Regions from separate parts of the Homo sapiens genome. Here region 1 is linked to region 2. A link is an interaction called in ENCODE POLR2A ChIA-PET data of the cell type or tissue named here. Cell type or tissue: HepG2. All regions are shown on one strand. Links, peaks and the distances in the headings refer to the core of each region. The heading gives the core; the rest is flanking DNA. Region 1 overlaps RAB11FIP3 (RAB11 family interacting protein 3). Region 2 holds the start of DECR2 (2,4-dienoyl-CoA reductase 2).

The links. Peaks named below come from ENCODE experiments on the same cell type or tissue, not always from the same donor. Only the 100,000 strongest peaks of a DNase experiment are listed, where the experiment ranks them.
Region 1: POLR2A ChIA-PET joins it to region 2 with 18 read pairs; 7 of 35 experiments call an interaction of 5 or more read pairs at or near these places.

Annotation. Positions count from the first base shown.
Region 1 is chr16:471,099-479,416 of GRCh38, reverse strand. RAB11FIP3 (RAB11 family interacting protein 3) reads right to left here. Exons shown (of 14, transcript NM_014700.4): 3 at 8,028-8,122. Among named protein-coding and RNA genes, the nearest start is that of RAB11FIP3, 50 kb to the right of the region's middle. In HepG2, for the core only: no CTCF peak of the experiment used is centred there; a DNase peak (open chromatin) is centred at 4,636; H3K4me3 peaks cover 2,671 bases.
Region 2 is chr16:401,814-410,131 of GRCh38, reverse strand. It overlaps DECR2 (2,4-dienoyl-CoA reductase 2), which reads right to left and starts at 8,247. Exons shown (of 9, transcript NM_020664.4): 1 at 8,089-8,247; 2 at 5,108-5,176; 3 at 3,735-3,786; 4 at 2,572-2,707. The coding sequence starts at 8,168. In HepG2, for the core only: a CTCF peak has its summit at 7,999 (motif pointing right); DNase peaks (open chromatin) are centred at 4,231 and 7,560; H3K4me3 peaks cover 2,047 bases.

The DNA of each region.
Region 1 (8,318 bases), core at 86-8,085, 69 kb before region 2:
CTGTTTTTACTGCTGTGTTTTTTTTGAGATAGAGTCTCACTGTGACACCCAGGTTGGAGTGCAGTCGTGCGGTCTTGGCTCACTGCAGCTTCAAACTCCTGGGCTCAAGCAATCCTCCTACCTCAGCCTCCTGAGTAGCTGGGACTATAGGTGTGAGCCACCACACCTCGCTGATTTTGTATTTTTTTGTAGAGATGGGGTTTTGCCATGTTGCTCAGGCTAGTCCCAAACTCCTGAGCTCAAGTGATCTGCCTGCCTTAGCCTCCCGAAGTGCTGGGATTATAGGCATAAGCCACCACACCCAACTTGTTTTTACTCTTAAGTATCTAGCATCTAGCATAGGACCAGGTATAGGTAGATAGTAAATATTTGTGGATCATACAAATGAACACAAAACTAAAGAACTATTAAACAGAACTTTTTTTTTCTTTTTCTAATTGTTCTTGTTTTTTGAGACAGGGTCTCACTCTGTCACCCAGGCTGGAGTGCAGTGGCACCATCTCAGCTCACTGCAACCTCTGCCTCCGGATTCAAGTGATTCTTGTGTCTCAGCCACCAAAGTAGCTGGGATTACAGGCATGCACCACTGTGCCCAGCTAATTTTTGTATTTTTTGTAGAGACGAGGTTTTGCTATGTTGCCCAGGCTGGTCTTGAACTCCTGGCCTCAAGAGATCTGCCCACCTCAGCCTCCCAAAGTGCTGGGATTATAGGCGTGAGCCACCGTGCCCAGCCAACATTTTCAATTTATAATTTCAACCTTAATGAAAATGAAATTGCTGGTTAGGAAAAGTGGCCAACATTTCATGCTCAGAAGACTCTGAGGTTAACAATTTGCAAATAAACAAGATCTCAGAAAAGCTGCAGTCCCAGCAGAAAAAGATGCCCTTTGCACTCTAGTTCTAGTATCGTAAGAAGCAGACAAAGTGGCTGGGCGCCGTGGTTAATGCCTGTAATCCCAGCACTTTGGAAGGCCGAGGCGGGTGGATCACAAGGTCAGGAGTTCGAGACCAGCCTAGCCAATATGGTGAAACCCCATCTCTACTGAAAATACAAAAATTAGCCAGGCGTGGTGGCACGTGCCTGCAGTCCCAGCTACTCGGGGGGCTGAGACAGGAGAATCGCTTGAACCCAGGAGGCAGAGGCTGCAGTGAGCCAAGATCATGCCACTGCACTCCAGCCTGGCAACAGAGCAAGACTCCATCTCAAAAAAAAAAAAAAAAGAAGTAGACAGTGTGCTAAGACCTGCGAGGGCTACCAGAGGGTCCCACCCCAGGCTGCACCCACCTGAGCCTCACTGGAAGAGACGTGAAGGGCCAGGCCGAGCTGCCAGGAGCCTGGCGCACTTGCGGGAGGCCGCAGTTCCATCTTTGGCCCCTTTATTAAAAGCCGTGTGACCTCAGACGTGTGACTCAACCACCTGGAGCCCTGCCGCAAACGGGGGTTATAAATTCTCGTCTCACAAGGTGGCCACCTCATGGAACCAAGAAAGACAACCCAGGAAGGTGCTTTTCAAAGCACAGAAACAAGGACTGCAGGGTGCGAGTGTCACTGGTGGGTGGGAAATCCCTGCCAGCTGCTTCTAAAGCCACAAGGGAACAGGGAGTGCTGTGAAGTGTACCTACTCTGGGTGTCCAATTATAATCTCCCCTACAATCTAAGGAAGTAATTCATAAAAACTAAGTCATTCCTCAAGAGCATCCACTGTAACATCCAGAACCAGGAGAGCACTGTAAGAAACCCCAGCTCTCGTGCTACTCACCGTCCCTGGGCAGCTCCCACTCCTGCAGGACGGCAGGGCCCAGGGCCCACTCAGGACAGGGCTGGCCTGTGCTGGGCCTGCGGGACGCCAGGCAGGAAAAGGCGGGAGTGGCCAGGAAAGCAGGCAGGCCCAGGATGTCTGTCAGAGGCTGGGCCTGTGGGGAAGGCATGACGGGGCAGGATGCGAAGCCCAGCGCACAGGTCCGAGACGGTTTGAGGGCAGTTGCCAGCTACCCCAACAGGATTGCACACTCACAGGGGCCACACTGCCCCAGAGTCATCAGTGACAAAGACTCACCCCAGGGGCACCAGGAAGACCCGCTGCTGACTCTAAAAAGTGTGGTTATTACAACATCAGGTTCAGTGGTTCAGTACGTAGCCTAAAATTTCTTTTTTCTTTTTTTTGATAGAGTCTCGCTCTTGTCGCCGAGGCTGGAGTGCAGTGGCGCCATCTTGGCTCACTGCAACCTCTGCCTCCCAGGTCCAAGCGATTCTCCTGCCTCAGCCTCCCAAGTAGCAGGGATTACAGGCGCCTGCCACAATGCCTGACTAATTTTTTTTTTTTTTTTTTTGAGACGGAGTCTTGCTCTGTCACCCAGGCTGGAGTGCAATGGTGTGACCTCAGCTCACTGCAGCCTCTACCTCCCAGGTTCAAGTGATTCTGCCTCAGCCTCCTGAGTAGCTGAGATTACAGGCACACGCCACCACACCCAACTAATTTTTGTATTTTTAGTAGAGACAGGGTTTCACCGTGTTGGTCAGGCTGGTCTCGAACTCCTGACCTTGTGATCTGCCCACCTTGGCCTCCCAAAGTGCTGGGATTACAGGCCTGAGCCACCATGCCCAGCCTAAAATTTTTTCTTTCTTTTTTTTTTTTTTTTGAGACAGAGTCTTGCTCTGTCGCCCAGGCTGGAGTGCAGTGGCGCAATCTCGGCTCACTGCAAACTCCACCTCCCGGGTTCAAGCAATTCTCCTGCCTCAGCCTCCCAAAGTGCTGGGATTACAGACATGAGCCACCGCACCTGACCTTGGACCAGCTTTTAAAAAGTCAATGGACTGGTACTTCTGACAGATGCCCGATGCCCTTCCCTGGCCAGTGTGGACCCTAAGTCCCCAACAGAAAGCATGATGTTTCTAAGAACAAACCCACACCTTCTCTCAAACAGCTCATGGAGCCCTGAGCAGAGCATCTGTCCTACGAAGGGAGGGAGGTCCGGGCAGTGGGGCCTGCTTATTTCACCAAGTTCCTGTTAGACCTGTAGCTGAGGATGGTGCCCCTGCAGGCAAAAGCCAGTGCCGCCTTAGAGCCACCTGTGCCTCCTCAGAGCTTAGACAGGATGGTTTGGGATGGAAAGAATTCTCCACGGACACAGGAACAATGAGGCAGATTCTACACAAACTCAGACTCCCTGTAAGCTGGATGCCAGGGCACCCTGCCAAGCCTGGAACTCACACGCTCCGCTCTGGACCCACCTTCACCTTCTCATTTCTAAAGTAAGCCTGAGGGCCAGACGCAGTGGCTCACTGTAATCCCAGCACTTTGGGAGGCCAAGGTGGGTGAATCACTTGAGGCCAGGAGTTCGAGACCAGCCTGGCCAATATGGTGAAACCCTGTTTCTCCTAAAAATACAAAAATTAGCTGGGTGTGGTGGCGGGCGCCTGTAATCCCAGCTACTCAGGAGGCTGAGGCATGGAATCACTTGAATCTGGGAGGTGGAGGTTGCAGTGAGCCAAGATCGCACCACTGCACTCCAGCCTGGGTGACAGAGTGAGACTCCATCTCAAAAAACAATTTAAAAAATAAAAAATAAAGTAAGCCGGGCCTCCCTGCCATTGCAGAGTGGCTCCGTGCACTGTAGATCCCACAGAGATGAACAGTTCCACTCCTCAGCGGCTTCGGTGACTGCACCCACCCCTTTATTTGCTCTGGGGTTGTGGACGTCCACTTCCATGCCATCGCCATCGATACTCAGAGCCCCTGGCCGGCTGGATGCCCTGGGGGTTCCAGACAGCTCATGAGGCTCACAGGAGCCACCCCACCTGCTCACTTCCCAATTCAGCCCTGCGGGTTGGTTTCTGCAGTTCAAGGCCTCCCTACATGGAGTTTTCCAGGGCAGCCATCACCTGCCTTTCCAGAGACAAAAATGTACCTCAGAGCACGGTGCCTGCTCACTCCCGGCCTCCTGGATAAAATGCAGTAACAGCTCACACCGGCCCCGGCAGTTTATTTTATTTGCCAGCCAGCCAGGACCTGGCCTTGCCCAGAAGCCATCAAGTCTATGCTACCAACTTTTTAACATTTTTACAAATTACCAATGTTAAGATGAACTCGCTTGAAAATCAAAGTGCATCTTGGAAAACGTCGCTATGTTGAAACGTTACATTCACTAATTAACAAGTCCCCTAAATCACCAGCGGACAGAGAAAAAGCCCGTTCAGGGCCATCAGTAACTCAAGTGGGGCCAACACTGTCCCCGTCACAGTTCCTTCTTCCCTGAGCCTCTCTCCACCACAGAAATAGGAATACTGGGCACAGTGCACACTACTGCCTCCTCTTACCCTCAGATGCTGGCCCGGGTGGCCTCACAGGCTGGGCCTGGCTCTGTACACACCTTCAGGAAGGGCATGCTGTTGGAGACCGGCTCCCCATCGTGTCTCCGTCCCAACCGGGTCACTGGCTTTTCTCAAACAACAATGTCACCTTCCTACTTGCTTGTCATGCTGGGGTTTCTGCAAAGCCTGTGCGCTCACCTGGAGGCACATCACCACCTAGGAGAAAGTTTAACCTGCTCCCAGACACGCTCTAATAAACCTCCTGCTGGTGTTGCCCAGGGAGGGGAAGGCAAAGTTCAGGAAGTGTCCTTGCTGGTTTAAAAAACGGTTAGTCAGTCAGGGCTGAAAACAGAGTGGCTTTTGTTTTTGGCTTCCTAAGCTGATAATGGTTTGCACAAAAGACACATTTCACTATCATTTCACTAAGGCAGCTCTTTGCTCCAGACATCGCCAGTAGTGGGAGAAGGAGGGAGGACGGGAGAGAGCGCGGCCCGACGATTCTGTGAGATGCGCCTTACACTCCCTGACTTTCCCTTCGCTCTTCCAGAAACCCGACAAACAGCCCCACCACCCCCTGGGCTCCACCTGCTCAGATCCTCAGACATCACCATGCCCAGGAACTCAGCGGCGCCACAGTCCATCCCCTTCTACTCTCCCCACTTACTCAGACACCATAGCAGCAACTTTCCCGTTATAAGCTGCCTGCTGAAAGGATCCCTGGGAAAACAGTGCGAGCCAGCAGACCCACTAGCTCGGCCATGACTAACTGCACATTTTACCCGACCACCCCGGTGTGAGCACTGCGATGCTCCCAGTAAAGAGAAATGGGTCTGACTGGAACCATTCAGAATATCAATCAATCAACCAATCAACCAATCAATCAAAGGTTTATTTACCTGAAGACTACCAGTGGAGGGTCCCCGAATAGGGTATCTGGATGGAACACATACTCCCTACTCATATCTTTATTAGACTTTTTTTTTTTAAGATGACATGATGTGCAAGCTGTTTTTTAAAAGAGCAAATTTTCCATAAGTTTCACAGTATCGAACTCCACTTTGTGGAAAATTACATCCCACCCTTAAAAAGCAAAGCAAGACATGGAGGAGAGGTAACTGCGTATTCACTAAGGGAAAGAGGCGCATCTGAAAAGGCTGCATGCCAGATGGTTCTAGCTCCGTGGCGTTCTGGAAGAGGCAGAGCTGTGGAGACACGGAGGATCGGTGGTTGTGGGGGCTGGTGTGAGGGATGAGCCGGCACTGAATCGACTCTGTGACACTATAATCGTGGACCTGTCAAAACACGGAATACACACCACCAAGAGTGAACCCTCAACTACGGACTTTGGCTAATACTAACATATCAGGCTGGGTGCGGTGGCTCACGCCTGTAATACCAGCACTTTAGGAGGCCAAGACGGGTGGATCGCTTGAACTCAGGAGTTTGAGAGCAGCCTAGGCAACACGGTGAAACCCCATCTCTACAAAAAAAAAATACAAAAAATCAGCTGGGCGTGGTGGTTACTGAGTGTGGTCCCAGCCACTGGAAAGGCTGAGAAAGAAGAACACTTGAGCGCAGGAGGCGAAGGTTGTGGTGAGCCAAGATCGAGACTGTACCACCACACTCCAGCCTGAGTAATAGAGCAGACCGTCTCAAACAAAACAAAACAAATAATCATGTAACGTGATCCCGGAATGCTCTACACTATGTTCCATTTTCTGTAAACCTAAAATTGCTCTAAAACATGAAGCATATTCATTTTTTTAAGTCAAAAAACTTTCTTCCATTCTAAAAAAGAAATCAGGATCTAAAAATATGAGAAGGATTAGCTCTGACATGTCAGGTTCCCACCCTTCTGAAGTGACAAGCGTGAGGCTCGGCCACACCCTTCAGACCACGTGGGCCTTTAAGGATAAAATGCACTGGTGCCTTTGGTGCCTCGAGTAACGTCACTCAAGGTTTCCCTGCCCAGGGCTGCCATAACGAACTAGCACAGACCACGGGGCGTGAAGAAACACCAGTTTATCCTCTCAGTTCTGGAGGCCCGAAGTCCAAAGCCAAGGTGTGAGCAGGGCTGGCTCCTGCCTAAGGCTCTCGGAGAGGATGCATCTTTGCCTCTGCTGGCTTCTGGGAGCCCCAGGAGTTCCCTGGCTCTGGTCAGTCTCTGCCCTGTCTTCCTATGGTCTTCCCCCTGTGTGTCTCTCCCGTCTTCCAGGGACACCTGTCACTGGATTTAGGGCCCAAACCAGCATGATATCACCTTGAGATCCTTAATGAACTACATCCGCAAAGACCCTTTTTCCAAATAAGGCCACATCCACAGCTGCTGGGTGGACATATCTTTTGAGAGGCCACTCTTCAGCCACTGCACCATACATAGGATATAAACAATCAACAATGCCCTAACAAACATGAGAGGGGAACAAAAAGACGGATACACGTGAGAAAGAGTGCACAGGCACATGAACGCCCAGGAACACACAGTTCCCCGGACGTTGCAGACCAAGGGCTCTGGGTTACCCTGCAGAGCCTTGGGCATCTCCTCGTGAAGAAGCCGGGTCCTTCTCAGGGCACAGGAGCCACCGTCTGTAGTCCTGGGGTCTCCCAGCACGTTCTGCACACTGCAGCCATGCGAGAGGGTCCAACTCCCACCACACGCCCTCTTAGCCAGCACCTCACTGCTGCCTCACGTGCAGAAAGAGCACACCAAGGCCAAACATGGGACCCACGGTGGGCGCCCTGGCCCCAGAAGCTGCAGCCCAGCTGATAACTGGGACACCGCCGTAAGGCAGAACCACCCCCAGGGTCTGTGTGGGCAGAAGTTAAGCTGCCCACCCAAGGGTGAGGGTGACTAATCCCTGGGGCAGCTTCTCGGAACAGGGAACTGAGTATAATACCATGGCTCCCACGGTACAGTGGCGTCCAAAAGCAACTCAAAAACTACCCTGTGCCAGCCTCAGCTTTCGAGGAGTCAGGGCTCAGAGGACTGACATGAGAAGCCCAGGCCCTACCGGCCAGCAGCTCAGCCCCACTTCTGGTACCCTTGCTCGGCAGCAGGCTGACCAGGACTGGCGGCTGCCACCTCCACCTTCCCGGCGGCCCCCAAGGGCTCAAGTTCAACTTCATGCATTTTCTGCTGCAGCCACGTGGCTCTCCTGGAATCTAACCCTCCAGACCGGCGGACATGGTTACGCTCTGTCGACCACGGCTGTGCTCGAAGACCCTCTCCCCAGCTATGTTGAGAACAAGGGACCCACAGTGACAGGAGACACAGGAGACGCCACGTCACCATGACAACCCTGGCTGCATCTGGGAGCAGGGTGGAGGACAGCCAAGCAGGGGCAGGCATTAGTCAGGCATCCCCAAACACAGAAAATCATTTGCAAGTTGACAAAAGGAATCCTCCCAAGCCCTCTGCTCCGCCTGTGCCTGCCAGCCTGGCAGCGGGTGGTCATGACATCACTGCCCACCCCACTTCTGCTGGCGACAGGCCCTGGGGGAGGATTCCTGCCCAGGCTGACAGGGCGTGTGGGACAGACAACTGTGGGCCTCCCGTCACAGCCACAGAGCCCCACGGTGCACACAGGGCGGGAGGCCCTTCCTTCACGCCAGCTTCTACGGAAGACAGCCCGGAGGCAGGAGGCACGAGCTGTAGGGCATAAAGGAAGAGGTGGATGCCAGACTTCCCCCAAGCTCCTGGGTGAAAACCACTTGCCTCATAGGTGACGAAGTCATCGAACTCGTCCGGGCAGGCCAGGGGCTCCTCATCTTGGGCAGAAGCGACACCACCGTAGCACTGGCCATCAGGATCTGCAGGGAGAAGACCTCGTGCTCAACAGGCCACCCATAGCCACCCAGTGACGGGACCCCTGGCGGCCTCGGGACTCCCTGGGAAGGAGGCCCCCAGGGACAGATGTGTGGGAGTTGGGGGCCCTGGGGGGGGTCAAGACAAGCAAGGGAGTGAGCATGAGAAATCCAGGGAGAGAAAACAGCCTTGCCAACGGGT
Region 2 (8,318 bases), core at 108-8,107:
GGCACAGGGAGGAGACCCATGCCCTAGGATAAATTCCAAAATGACCAGAGCAAGACGGGCGTCCTGGCTGCACTGTGTCCCCGAGAAGAGAAGACATGCTGAAGCCCTGGCTCCGTACCTGCGACTGTGGCCTTGTTTGGAAATGGGGTGGGTTGCAGAGATAATCGAATTACACTGAAGTCACAACGAATTAGGGTGAGCCCTAAATCCAATGACCAGCATCCTTATAACAAGGGAAGAGGACACACAGACACACGCCACGGGAAGACAGTGGCAGACAGTGCAGCGACGGTCTCCGAGCCCGGGAGGGCCAAGGGCTATGGCAGTACCCGAAGCCACGCAGAAGGCAGGAAGAGGCTCTCCCCTGGGGCCTTCAGAGAGCATAGCTCTGCCGACGCCTTCCCCTTGGACGTTCTGGCCTCCAGAACTGGGAGATTATATTTCGGTTGTTTTACCCACACAGGTCGTAGTACTCTGTTAGCCCAGGAAACTAATACACAGGATGTTTTTAAAAGGGAATTTCTGCAGAGTGAAACCAGTGTTGGTTCATCAATTGTAACAAACGCAAGATGTTAACAGGGAAAACTGTAGGTGGGAGTATGGAATTCCATATACTATTAATTATTCTATAAACCTAAAACTGTGATTTAAAAAAAAAAATCGGCCAGGCGTGGTGGCTCACGCCTGTAATCCCAGCACTTTGGGAGGCTGAGGCGGGCGGATCACGAGGTCAGGAGATCGAGACCATCCTGGCTAACATGGTGAAACCCCATCTCTAGTAAAAATACAAAAAGTTAGCCAGGCGTGGTGGCAGGCACCTGTAGTCCCAGCTACTGGGGGACTGAGGCAGGAGAATGGCATGAACCCGGGAGGCGGAGCTTGCAGTGAGCCAAGATTGCGCCACTGCACTCCAGCCTGGGCGACACAGCAAGACTCTCTCAAAAAATAAAAATAAAAATCAATAAAAATAAAAAATAAAGAAATAAAAATAAAAGCTGGGGGCCAGGCGCGGCGGCTCACGCCTGTAATCCCAGCACTTTCGGAAGCCAAGGCGGGCGGATCACCTGAGATCAAGAGTTCGAGACCAGTCTAAACAATATGATGAAACCCCATCTCTATTAAAAATACAAAAATTAGCCAGGTGTGGTAGCGGGCGCCTGTAATCCCAGCTACTTGGGAGGCTGAGACGGGAGAATTGCTTGAACCCGGGAGGCGGAGGGTGCTGTAAGCTGAGATTGTACCATGGTACTCCAGCCTGGGCAACAAGAGCGAAACTCCCTCTAAAAAAAAAAAAAAAGCTAGGCCAGGCTAGCTTCTATTTTATTGATGACTCTTGCTTGTAATCCCAGCATTTTGGGAGGCCAAGGCAGGAAGATTGCTTGAGCCTAGGAGTTTGAGACTGGCCTGAGCAACACACACTAAGACCCTGTCTCTACAAAAAATAAAAAATATAAAAATTAGCCAGGCGTGATGGCACACGTCTGTAGTCCCAGCTCCTCAGGAGGCTGGGGCAGGAGGATGGCTTGAGCCCAGAAGGTGGAGGCTGCAGTAAGCCATGATCACACCAGCCTGGGTGACAGAGTGAGATGCTGTCTAAAAAAAAAAAAAAGGCTATTACTTTTTTTTTTAAAGACGGAATTTCAGGACACAAGGGCACCCGACTCTACCATTGAGCTGTGTTCATGGCGTCCACTTGGGCTGCAGCTGTGCTGACCTGCTGCCACCCAGAGAAGCGGAGTCAGGCCGGAGACAGAGGGCCAGAGACAGAAGGCGGGACACAAAGGCCTGGAGACAGAGGGCCAGAGACAGAGGGCCAGAGACAGAAGCCCGGAGACAGGGGGCCGGAGATGGGGCCGGAGACAGAGGCCCAGAGACAGGGGGCCGGAGACAGAGGCCCGGAGACAGAGGCCCGGAGACAGGGGGCCGGAGACAGGGGGCCGGAGACAGAGGCCCGGAGACAGAGGCCCGGAGACAGGGGGCCGGAGACAGAGGCCCGGAGACAGGGGCCCGGAGACAGAGGTCCGGAGACAGGGGGCTGGAGACAGGGGCCCGGAGACAGGGGCCCGGAGACAGAGGGCCGGAGACAGAGGCCCGGAGACAGGGGCCCGGAGACAGGGGGCCGGAGACAGAGGCCCGGAGACAGGGGCCCGGAGACAGGGGGCCGGAGACAGAGGCCTGGAGACAGGGGCCCGGAGACAGGGGGCCGGAGATGGGGCCGGAGACAGAGGCCCGGAGACAGGGGGCCGGAGATGGGGCCGGAGAGAGACGCCCGGAGACAGAGGCCCAGAGACAGGGGGCCGGAGATGCGGCCGAAGACAGAGGCCCGGAGACAGAGCCCGGAGACAGAGGCCCGGAGACAGGGGCCCGGAGACAGGGGGCCGGAGATGGGGCCGGAGACAGGGGGCCGGAGCCTGAGTCTTGGCCTCAGGTACCTGGATGGGGTGCAGCCCACCCCAGCACAGGCAGCTAGGTTCCCTGGCATGGTCCCCACCCCATGACCAGAGTTCTAGGGCCTCCAAATGGTACCACCAACCTGTGAGAAGCCACCAACCTCACTCAGCACCGACTCACAGTTAATGAGAATGTCGATTCTGCCAAACTCCTTCAGAGCCTGGTCCACGGCGGCCATGACAGCTGGGGGCGCTCGGACGTCCATAGAGAGAGGGAGGCAGCGCCGGCCGGTGGCCCCAGCCAGCTTCCTGGCGGCCTAGAAGCCAGGTAAAGAGGCAGACAGCAGCCCTGCAGCCTCGGCCTGGAGAAAAGGCCTTTGGAATCTGCAGAGGACGATGCTTCCGGGTTCCTCGGGGACCCTGGGTTTGCTGCTGGACCCCACTCTGGGGAAGCACAGCCTGCAAGTGCCCACGACCCCAGTGGATGTTTGTGGGAACCTGCCACGCTCTCCCCCCACCTGCCACCTGTCCTAGAATCCTCCCTCTGCGTCGCCCTCCAGGCCACTGTCACCCATGTCCTGCCCCTGCTGCAGACCAGAGGTGGCACAGGTGAGACTCTCCTCCCAGGTCGAGGGCTCCAGTAGGTGGGACGCACGGACCACCTAAATAACCCAGGTGAGCCCAGAGGTCTTTCTTGGGGCCACATTACCCCCAAACAGGAAGGTCCCTCCCAGAACCCAATAACTAGATTTTTTAAAAAGTCAAAGATGTCTCTGGGAGGCCACTTACACTGAAGCTCCATATTTAGGATAGGTGCAAGTTTTGGTGCCGGCTGGGCACAGTGGTTCACACCTGTAATCCTGGCACTTTGGGAGGCTGAGGTGCCGGCCGGGCACAGTGATTCACACCTGTAATCCTGGCACTTTGGGAGGCTGAGGTGCCGGCCGGGCACAGTGGTTCACACCTGTAATCCTGGCACTTTGGGAGGCTGAGGTGGGCGGATCACCTGAGGTCAGGAATTCGAGACCAGCCTGGTCAACGTGGTGAAAACCCATCTCTACCAAAAAAATGCAAAAATTAGCCAGGCGTGGTGGCGGGCACCTGTAGTCCCAGCTACTCCGGAGGCTGAGGCAGGAGAATCGCTTGATCCTGGGAGGTGGAGGCTGCAGTGAGCCGAGATCGCACCACCACACTTCAGCCTGGGTGACAGAGCGAGACTCCCGTCTCAGAAAAAAAAAGTTTTGGTGCCAACATCCCCATAGCCTCTGGACTCTCCTGGCCCAGGCCCAGCCCCAGCCCCCCCACAGCCACCCGAACAGGGGACCATGGGAGAGGCCCTCTCACCGTCAGCACTCGCGGCAGGCTCCTACTGGCAATCACCGTATGGCAGCCGTGCCTGCAAAACCAGAAGCAGGTGTGAGGGCAGTGTGGGCGAGGGGCACTCCCGGGGCATCTGCCCAGCTCCTGAGCAGGAGTCTCTCAGGCGGAAGTACCAGTCCAGGCTGAAGGCCCAGCTGGCAGAGGGCACAGGGGCGTGAACAGGACTGAGGTACTCTGGAGGGACCTCAGGTGGTGCCCACCCCGGGGTTTCTGGCATGGGACATCCCACCGCACAGGCCTGCGGGTCCTGCCCCAAACACCAGGTACAGAGACAGCTGTGAGCCACAGACGCCCAGCCCACACATCTGCCTGGGGCCTGCTGGGCCCACATTCTCCACCCCCTTCTCCCTGTGGGGCTGGCGTGGAGGACTGTTCTGAAGCGGGGTGCTCCCTGCTCCCCTTCCTGACCACGTGGATGCGAATCCACCACGTTGGCCTCTATGAACCCTGGTTCCAGGAATGCCGCTAGGATTTCCAGCTTATCTACTGTTCTTGCGAAAGAGCACAAAGAAGTCCTGCCTTTAGGTCAAAACCACCTTGATGTTATCCTAAACAAATTCCTACACACTCCCTCTGAAGCAGGACCCCTTTCCCTGTGGTATAGAAGCCCTGGGCCTGGGGGTAACAGCATGGAGACGCCCGTCTCACAGCCACCCAAGACTACGCTTCTGCCCACAAATTCCCTGGTAAAATCACCTGACACAGACAAACGGGATCTGTCTGCCTTGTTCTTTGGTTTCTCGGCTCTTCTGGTTCGGGGGTTGCTTGCCCACAATAACCATAAAGGTAGCTACCCCTGCTAGGCAGGTCCCACTGGAGCTGCAATGTCCCATCTGGTCCTCAGATGCCCTGAGCACAAAGCCACCAGTGGAAAGGCCATATCTCTTCCTGTGGGACTCACCTTTTTGGTCTGAAAAGCAGGGGCCTCAGGGGAACTGAGGAAGGGTCCCTTTCCCCCACCCCAGCCTAACTCTAGCCACTGTCAGGTGGGATAAGTTGCTGACCCTGGCCTGAAGCCACAGAATTGTGTCCCAGGAGAAAATGTGCTCTGCAGGGCGCCAGCACTGGGGCCCGACACAGCCCTGACTCTCGAGGTCCCAGCAGGCCCCAGACCAGAGCCACACAATCTCCACTGACCTGTAGGGGCCTTGAAGTCCTGACTCCCCCCAGGGCAATCCTCGACCGCTCCCCAGTCCCTCTGGCAGGCACCTGGATCCTGTCGGGTAGGTGAGCAGGGGACATCTACCTCCCACCAACATCTTTCCAGGGGTCGGGCATCCAGCAGGGCCCGGGCAGGGAGAAGCGAGGAGCAGGGAAGGGACACAGAGCAGTCTCACCGCATGAAAATCTCAGCAATCCGGAACCCAATCCCAGAGCCGCCTCCTGTGATGAAGGCCACTTTGTCCCTGAGAATAAAAAAGGAGGCTCTTTTAAAAGAGCCCTATTGGGCCGGGCCGGTGGCTCCCAGCACTTTGGAAGGCCAAGGTGGGTGGGCCACAAGGTCAGGAGATCGAGACCAGCTTGGACAATATGGTAAAACCTCGTCTCTACTAAAAATACAAAAATCAGCTGGGCGTGGTGGTGGGTGCCTGTAGTCCTAGCTACTTGGGAGGCTGAGGCAGGAGAATAGCTTGAACCCGGGAGGCAGATGTTGCAGTGAGCCGAGATCGCACCACTGCACTCCAGCCTGGGCAAAAGAGCAAGACTCCGTCTCAAAAAATATGTATAAATAAAATAAAATAAAAATAAATAAAAAATAAAAGAGCCCTGTTAAAATACACCTCCCATATTGCTATACGGCAATGATTTAAAATGAAAATTCGGCCAGGTGCCTTGGCTCACACCTCTAATCACAGCACTTTAGGAGGCCAAGGCGGGCGGATCACCTGAGGTCGGGAGTTCGAGACCAGCCTGACCAACATGGAGAAACCCCGTCTCTACTAAAAATATAAAAAATTAGCCGGGTGTGGTGGTGCATGCCTGTAATCCCAGCTACTTGGGAGGCTGAGGCAGGAGAATCACTTGAACCCAGGAGGCGGAGGTTGTGGTGAGCCAAAATTGCGCCATTGCACTCCAGCCTGGGCAACAAGAGCGAAACATGGTCTTAAAAAATAAATAAATAAATAAAATGAAAATTCATAAAATTATAGTATTTTATTTAATTTATTTATTTATTTTTTATTTTTTTTGAGATGGAGTCTCGCTCTGTCGCCCAGGCTGGAGTGCAGTGGCATGATCTAGGCTCACTGCAAACTCCTCCTCCCAGGTTCACACCATTCTCCTGCCTCAGCCTCCAGAGTAGCTGGGACTACAGGCACCTGCCACCACGCCCAGCTAATTTTTTGTATTTTTAGTAGAGATGAGGTTTCACCGTGTTAGCCAGGATGGTCTCGATCTCCTGACCTTGTGATCCACCCACCTCGGCCTCCCAAAGTGCTGGGATTACAGGCATGAGCCACCACACCGGGCCTATTTATTTATTTTGAGACAGGTTCTTGCTACGTCATCCAGGTTGGAGTGCAGTGGCACCATCACGGCTCACTGCCGCCTTGACCTCTTGGGCTAGAAGGATCCTCCTGCTTCAGCCTCCCCAGTAGCTGGGACTACAGGTGCATGCCAGAGTGCCCAGCTAATTTTTCATCTAGTTTTTCTAGAGAGGGGTATCGTTTTGTTGCTCAGGCTGGTCCTGAACTTGTGCTGACACAAACTTGCAAAGTGCAGTGGGGGAAAGGGTATTTCTGTGTCTTTTGACAGAAATGGACAGAAGTAGATACAAGAGAGAAAAATACCCTGGCTTAAACAAGATAGAGGTTATAATTTCCTCTCTCCTAAGCCCTGCATGGCACTAATATCAAATATGATACCTGAGATTCAGCAAGCTACGTCGGGATAATATGGCTTTTTTATTTATTAGAGATTTTCTTGTACGCATTAAATGTGTACTGATCGGTATGACTGGCACAAACTGTACCAGATGGATGGCAAACTTTTGCTGATCTCCAAGTTGCCTTTCCTATTCTTAATTATTAAAGATTAATTTTGGGCCAGGTGCAGCGTCTCACTCCTGTCATCCCAGCACTTTGGGAGGCCGAGGCAGGTGGATCATCTGAGGTCAGGAGTTCCAGACCAGCCTGACCAACATGGTGACACTCACCTCTACTAGAAATACAATTAGCCCAGCGTGGTATTGTGTGCCTATAGTCCCACTTGGGCGCACTGAGGCTGAAGCAGGAGAATTGGGAGGCTGAGGCAGGAGAATTGCTTCAACCCAGAATGAGACTCCGTTTCGAAAAAAAACTTTTTTTTTTTCCTGCAGAACACTCAGAGAGAATTGTCAATACCTGTCCTTGGAGAACATAATTTAAAACTTGTTTTCTTTTTTTGAGATGGAGTTTCACTCTTGTTGCCCAGTGCAATGGTGCGATCTCGGCTCACTGCAACCTCCACCTCCCGAGTTCAAGTGATTCTCCTGCCTCAGCCTCCCAAGTAGTTGGGATTACAGGTGTGCGCCACCACACCCGGCTAATTTTTTGTATTTTTAGCAGAGACGGGGTTTCACCATGTTGGCCAGGCTGGTCTCGAACTCCTGACCTCTGGTGATCTACCCGCTTCGGCCTCCCAAAGAGCTGGGATTACAGGCGTGAGCCACTGCTCCTGGCAAAAGATCAAAATTTTAATAGAAACTTGAAAATGTTGCCAATTGAAAAAAAGAAAAGGAAAAAAAAAAAAGGATCCGCCCATTAGCCGAGTGAGGGCAGGTGACCGGGGAGGATCGACCTTTGCCCGGGCTGCCTTCTCTTGTGAACACCAAGGCGTTTGCAGGAAAATGAAGAGCTGCTGGGCAAAACCTGGCATTCCTGGGCCTTCTGGGTCTTCCGGAAAAATGATTTCAACCTAAAATTTTCTGTTAAGAAAGAGGCCAGGTTGGGCCGGGCGCGGTGGCTCACGCCTGTAAATCCCAGCACTTTGGGAAGCCGAGGCGGGTGGATCACCTGAGGTCAGGAGTTCGAAAAGAGCCTGACCAACACGGTGACACCCCCTCTCTACTAAAAATAAAAATTAGCCGGGCTGAGGCAGGAGAATCGCTTGAACCCGGGAGGCAGAGTTTGCAGTGAGCGGAGATCGTGCCACTGCACTCCAGCCTGGGCGACACAGCGAGATTCCGTCTCAAAAAAAAAAAAAGAAAGAAAAAAGAAAGAAAGGAGCCAGGCAAGACAGGTTTCCTAACACGCGAGCCCTCGGGGACCACGTGGGGGCGCCGGCGCCCGCGGACCGGACCCCGCACCAAGGCTGCGCTCGCTTCCCAGGCCCCGCTCACCGCAGCAGGTCCGGGCAGAAGAGGTGGCGGTACGCGGGGAGACAGTCGTCCCCCTCCACGTCGGGCGGCGGCTGGGCCATGGCGCTCCCGTCGGGGACTGCGGGGACAACGGGCGGGAGCGGCCTCGGCCTCCAGGACCCGGCGCGCAGCTGCGAACTCGCCTGGAACCGGGAGCCCCGCCCCACTCCCCGGACGCCCCGCCCCTGCCCTGATTGCTTCCCGGAGGCCCC